Linked DNA regions of Homo sapiens: region 2 is linked to region 1. A link is a loop called in an ENCODE intact Hi-C map of the cell type or tissue named here. Cell type or tissue: PC-3. All regions are shown on one strand. Each heading gives the region's core, and the rest is flanking DNA. Links, peaks and the distances in the headings are about the cores only. Region 1 has its middle 110 kb from the start of LINC02661. Region 2 overlaps LINC02661 (long intergenic non-protein coding RNA 2661).

Region 1 (2,802 bases), core at 5-2,504:
TTCTTGTGTGCTGGAGATGTGGCTGGGGTTTCTCTCACAGCAGAGGCAAATAATTGAGACTCCTCTCTATTATTGTACACCTTGAAGGCGAGGTTAAGTCCTGTTGTGGGGTTTCCGGGCTGGAATCTAATTTTTGGAGCTTTATTTAATGTCGGGAGCAGATTGAGTAATAAAATGCATATTGAGAATAAGATGGCTTTCTTACCTTTCAGGGTCTAGGGTTGTAAAGTTTCTCAGGGTTGCTGCCAAATGAGCCATGAACTGGGCTGGGTTTTTATATTTGATAAAAAAGAGCCTAAACACTAACTCATTTGGGAGAGGTCGGATAAAGAAAAAGGAGCGTTAAACTTGACTATGCCTTTAGCTCCAGCCACCTCTTCAAGAGGAAATTGTTAGGCAGCTGGGGGAGGGCTAATCGCGAAATGAAACTGTAAGCCGGACGGAAGACCCGAGGTTGTAGGTGGATCTTTCTCACGGAGCAAAGAACAGGAGGACAGGGGATTGATCTCCCAAGGGAGGTCCCTCAATCTGAGTCACGGCACCGAATGTCACATGGGTCCATGTGAAGAGACCACCAAACCGGCTTTGTGTGAGCAACAAGGCTGTTTATTTCACCTGGGTGCAGGCAGCTGAGTCTGAAAAGAGAGTCAGCAAAGGGGAATGGGATTATCATTAGTTCTTATAGGTTTGGAATAGGTGTACAAAGTACATTTTCAAGGGCGGGGAGAATGTTACAAAGTACCTTCTTAAGGGTGGGGGAGAATATTACAAAGTACCTTCTTAAGGATGGGGGATAATATATCCTATCAGTTAGGGTGGGGCAGGAACAAATCACAATGGTGGAATGTCATCAGTTAAGGCTATTTTTACTTCTTTTGTGGATCTTCAGTTGCTTCAGGCTATCTGGACTTGCAGGTCACAGGAGATATGATGACTTAGCTTGGGGTCAGAGGCCTGACAGCAAACATTTGTGGAATGTTTACTTAGTCTCAAACAGAGTGTACATGTTTTTTAGATATCATCTCATTAACTCCAGGGGAATAGGTGATTTTATTATCCCACTTTTATAGGTAAGGAAGTGGAAGATTAGGGAGACTGAGTGGTGAGCTCCACTTTTCAAACCAGACTGTCAGGATCCAGAGCACCTGCTCTTGCTGCCTGTGGGCTCTGCTTTCTTTATAAGCATGTCCTTAATAAGATAAAAGATAGCTTTTAGTATAATGTAAGGGGACAGCTCGTGCAAATGCAGAGAGATGCAGAGAAAGTACACCTATGTGGGAGTCTGTCCCACAGACCCTGACCCAAGAGTGGATGAATAACGTACACTTACACAGATATTATGCCTGTCAGTCTGGCTGAGCATCCAGGCCACTTACAGATTCCAAGGACAGTGCTGTAAAGCTTAGCAGCCATGGCCTTGACTCCCTGGCCCTGCTGGCATTTATTCAGCACACATTAAATGACAAAAGGTCTCAAGTAAACACCACTAGAAGGTAATTACCATTGCCAACACCCCTGAGTAGAAAGCAATCATGTACCTGCAGATGGTCAAAAGTTAGTCTTAGGACCATATGAGTAAACAAGCTAGTTAGATAGACTCCTCTACATTCCTATGTTAATTACCCTTGTTATAGCTCAAAGAGGATTAAGCTGCCTTCAGCCATAACTCTATCCTGAGGCTTTTGCAAAAACCTTCCAGCCTTCCAAGAAGGTTTTTGTTTAGTTTGCAATTTCTCCCACCATCCTGACTGAACCCCTACACACCTGTGTAATAACAAAGGCACTGGAATGACAGGAAGGGGCCAGACGATGCACAACATCAAATGGAATCCTGATTATGTCCAGAATGCAGTGGAGGGCACAGAGGGTTTAGAGCAGTGGTGTGGCATTGTCAGACATGCTTGAAAAGCTGACTGTGGCAGTCATGTGAATACATGAGTGTAGGCCAATGAGACAAGTGACTGGGAGACAAAATGGAATTACGTAAAATCAGATAAGAAATAAAGAGGCATGAAAAATGCAGGAGTAGTAAAATGCAGAGGTCAGGCAACAAATAAAGGACCACTTAGAATGTAGTCTTCACATTATTCTCAGTGAAGTAACTCAGGAATGGAAAACCAAATACATATGTTCTCACTTATAAGTGGGAGCTAAGCTATGGGTACACAAAGGGATACAGAGTGATATAATAGACTGGAGATTCAGAAGGTACAGGGTAGGGGGTTGAGGGATACATATTGGGTGTAGCTTACAATTCTCAGGTGACAGGTGCACTAAAATGTCAGACTTCACCACTATGCAATTCATTCATGTAACCAAAAACCACATACTCCAAAGGCATTGAAATAAAAAAAATATGTATTTTACAAAAACAGAATCTAGGTTTTATAGAACTTCTTGACTGACTGGGTGCAGAGGGTAATTCTGAGGTGGTTTCTTTCTAGATTTCTGGAGTGGCCAACTGGATAGTGATTGTAATATTTCTTGAGATAGGGAATACAAGTAGAGGAGAAGCAGGTTTGTTAAGGAAGATAATGAGTTAAGTTTTCTTGAGTCAGTTAAATTGGATGAGCCTCTAGGCCTGTGCTTTCCAATATGGCATTCCCTTGCCAGATGTGGTTATTTAAACTTAAAATGATTTAAAAGCGAATAAAATTAAAACTTTAAGACCTCAGTTTCACTAGCCAAACTTCAAGTCCTCCACGGCAACATTTCCCTCGCGTTGATCATTGTGTTGGACAGCGTAGATTACCACACATTTATGTCATAACTGGAAGTTCTATTGCATAGCACTCCTCTAAG
Region 2 (2,802 bases), core at 223-2,722, 130 kb before region 1:
TTTGGCTTAGGATTGACTTGGCAATGTGGGCTCTTTTTGGTTCCATATGAACTTTAAAGTAGTTTTTTCCAATTCTGTGAAGAAAGTCAATGGTAGCTTGATGGGGATGGCATTGAATCTATAAATTACCTTGGGTAGTATGGCCATTTTCATGATATTGATTCTTCCTACCCATGAGCATGGAATGTTCTTCCATTTGTTTGTATCCTCTTTTATTTCATTGAGCAGTGGTTTGTAGTTCTCCTTGAAGAGGTCCTTCACATCCCTTGTAAGTTGGATTCCTAGGTATTTTATTCTCTTTGAAGCAATTGTGAATGGGAGTTCACTCATGATTTGGCTCTCTGTTTGTCTGTTGTTGGTGTATAAGAATGCTTGTGATTTTTGTACATTGATTTTGTATCCTGAGACTTTGCTGAAGTTGCTTATCAGCTTGAGAAGATTTTGGGCTGAGACAATGGAGTTTTCTAGATATACAATCACATCGTCTGCAAACAGGGACAATTTGACTTCTTTTCCTAATTGAATACCCTTTATTTCCTTCTCTTCCCTGATTGCCCTGGCCAGAACTTCCAACACTATGTTGAATAGGAGTGGTGAGAGAGGGCATTCCTCTCTTGTGCCCGTTTTCAAAGGGAATGCTTCCAGTTTTTGCCCATTCAGTATGATACTGGCTGTGGGTTTGTCATAGATAGCTCTTATTATTTTGAGATACGTCCCATCAATACCTAACTTATTGAGAGTTTTTAGCATGAAGTGTTGTTGAATTTTGTCAAAGGCCCTTTCTGCATCTACTGAGATAATCATGTGGTTTTTGTCTTTGGTTCTGTTTATGTGTTGGATTAATTTATTGATTTGCATATGTTGAACCAGCCTTGCATGCCGGGGATGAAGCCCACTTGATCATGGTGGATAGGCTTTTTGATGTGCTGCTGGATTCGGTTTGCCAGTATTTTATTGAGGATTTTTGCATCGATGTTTATCAAGAATATTGGTCTAAAATTCTCGTTTTTTGTTGTGTCTCTGCCCAGGTTTGGTATCAGGATGATGCTGGCCTCATAAAATGAGTTAGGGAGGGTTCCCTCTTCTTCTATTGATTGGAATAGTTTCAGAAGGAATGGTACCGGCTCCTCCTTGTACCTCTGGTAGAATTCGGCTGTGAATCCATCTGGTCCTGGACTTTTTTTGGTTGGTAAGCTATTGATAATTGCCACAATTTCAGAGCCTGTTATTGGTCTATTCAGAGATTCACCTTCTTCCTGGTTTAGTCTTGGGAGGATGTATGTGTCGAGGAATTTATCCATTTCTTCTAGATTTTCTAGTTTATTTGCATAGAGTTGTTTACAGTATTCTCTGATGGTAGTTTGTATTTCTGTGGGATCGGTGGTGATATCCCCTTTATCATTTTTTATTATGTCTATTTGATTCTTCTCTCTTTTCTTCTTTGTTAGTCTCGCTAGCGGTCTATCAATTTTGTTGATCTTTTCAAAAAACCAGCTCCTGGATTCATTAATTTTTTGAAGGGTTTTTTGTGTCTCTATTTCCTTCAGTTCTGCTCTGATTTTAGTTATTTCTTGCCTTCTGCTAGGTTTTGAATGTGTTTGCTCTTGCTTTTCTAGTTCTTTTAATTGTGATGTTAGGGTGTCAGTTTTAGATCTTTCCTGCTTTCTCTTGTGGGCATTTAGTGCTATAAATTTCCCTCTACACACTCCTTCGAATGTGTCCCAGAGATTCTGGTATGTTGTGTCTTTGTTCTTGTCGGTTTCAAAAAACAGATATAGACTAACGGAACAGAACAGAGCCCTCAGAAATAATGCCACATATCTATAACCATCTGATCTTTGACAAACCTGAGAAAAACCAGCAATGGGGAAAGGATTCCCTATTTAATAAATGGTGCTGGGAAAACTGGCTAGCCATATGTAGAAAGCTGAAACTGGATCCCTTCCTTATACCTTATACAAAAATGAATTCAATATGGAATAAAGACTTACATGTTAGACCTAAAACCATAAAAACCCTAGAAGAAATCCTAGACAATACCATTCAGGACATTGGCATGGGCAAGGACTTCATGTTTACAACACCAAAAGCAATGGCAACAAAAGCCAAAATTGACAAATGGGATCTAATTAAACTAAAGAGCTTCTGCACAGCAAAAGAAAAGAAACTACCATCAGAGTGAACAGGCAGCCTACAGATTGGGAGAAAATTTTTGCAACCTACTCATCTGACAAAGGGCTAATATCCAGAATCTACAATGAACTCATACAAATTTACAAGGAGAAAACAAACAACCCCATCAAAAAGTGGGTGAAGGATATGAACAGACACTTCTCAAAAGAAGACATTTATGCAGCCAAAAAACACATGAGAAAATGCTCATCATCACTGGCCATCAGAGAAATGCAAATCAGATCCACAATGAGATACCATCTCACACCTTTTAGAATGGCAATCATTAAAAAGTCAGGAAACAACAGGTGCTGGAGAGGATGTGGAGAAATAGGAGCACTTTTACACTGTTGGTGGGACTGTAAACTAGTTCAACCATTGTGGAAGTCAGTGTGGCGATTCCTCAGGGATCTAGAACTAGAAATACCATTTGACCCAGCCATCCCATTACTGGGTGTATACCCAAAGGATTATAAATCATGCTGCTACAAAGACACATGCACACGTATGTTTATAGTGGCACTATTCAGAATAGCAAAGACTTGGAACCAACGCAAATGTCCAACAATGATAGACTGGATTAAGAAAATGTGGCACATATACACCATGGAATACTACGTAGCCATAAAA

Evidence for each region. Hi-C counts contacts between places; a loop is a spot of excess contacts. Peaks named below come from ENCODE experiments on the same cell type or tissue, not always from the same donor. Only the 100,000 strongest peaks of a DNase experiment are listed, where the experiment ranks them.
Region 2: a loop joins it to region 1, with 2.8 times the contacts of the local background. A loop is called at or near these places in 1 of 110 quality-filtered maps.

Annotation. Positions count from the first base shown.
Region 1 is chr10:108,597,208-108,600,009 of GRCh38, reverse strand. No RefSeq gene overlaps it. Among named protein-coding and RNA genes, the nearest start is that of LINC02661, 110 kb to the left of the region's middle. RefSeq lists enhancers at 309-1,508, 1,092-1,630, 1,631-2,170. In PC-3, for the core only: no CTCF peak of the experiment used is centred there; DNase peaks (open chromatin) are centred at 949 and 1,849; H3K4me3 peaks cover 2,455 bases; H3K27ac peaks cover 2,500 bases.
Region 2 is chr10:108,723,770-108,726,571 of GRCh38, reverse strand. All of the region lies in intron 2 of LINC02661 (long intergenic non-protein coding RNA 2661), which reads right to left. Among named protein-coding and RNA genes, the nearest start is that of LINC02661, 17 kb to the right of the region's middle. In PC-3, for the core only: no CTCF peak of the experiment used is centred there; no DNase peak of the experiment used is centred there.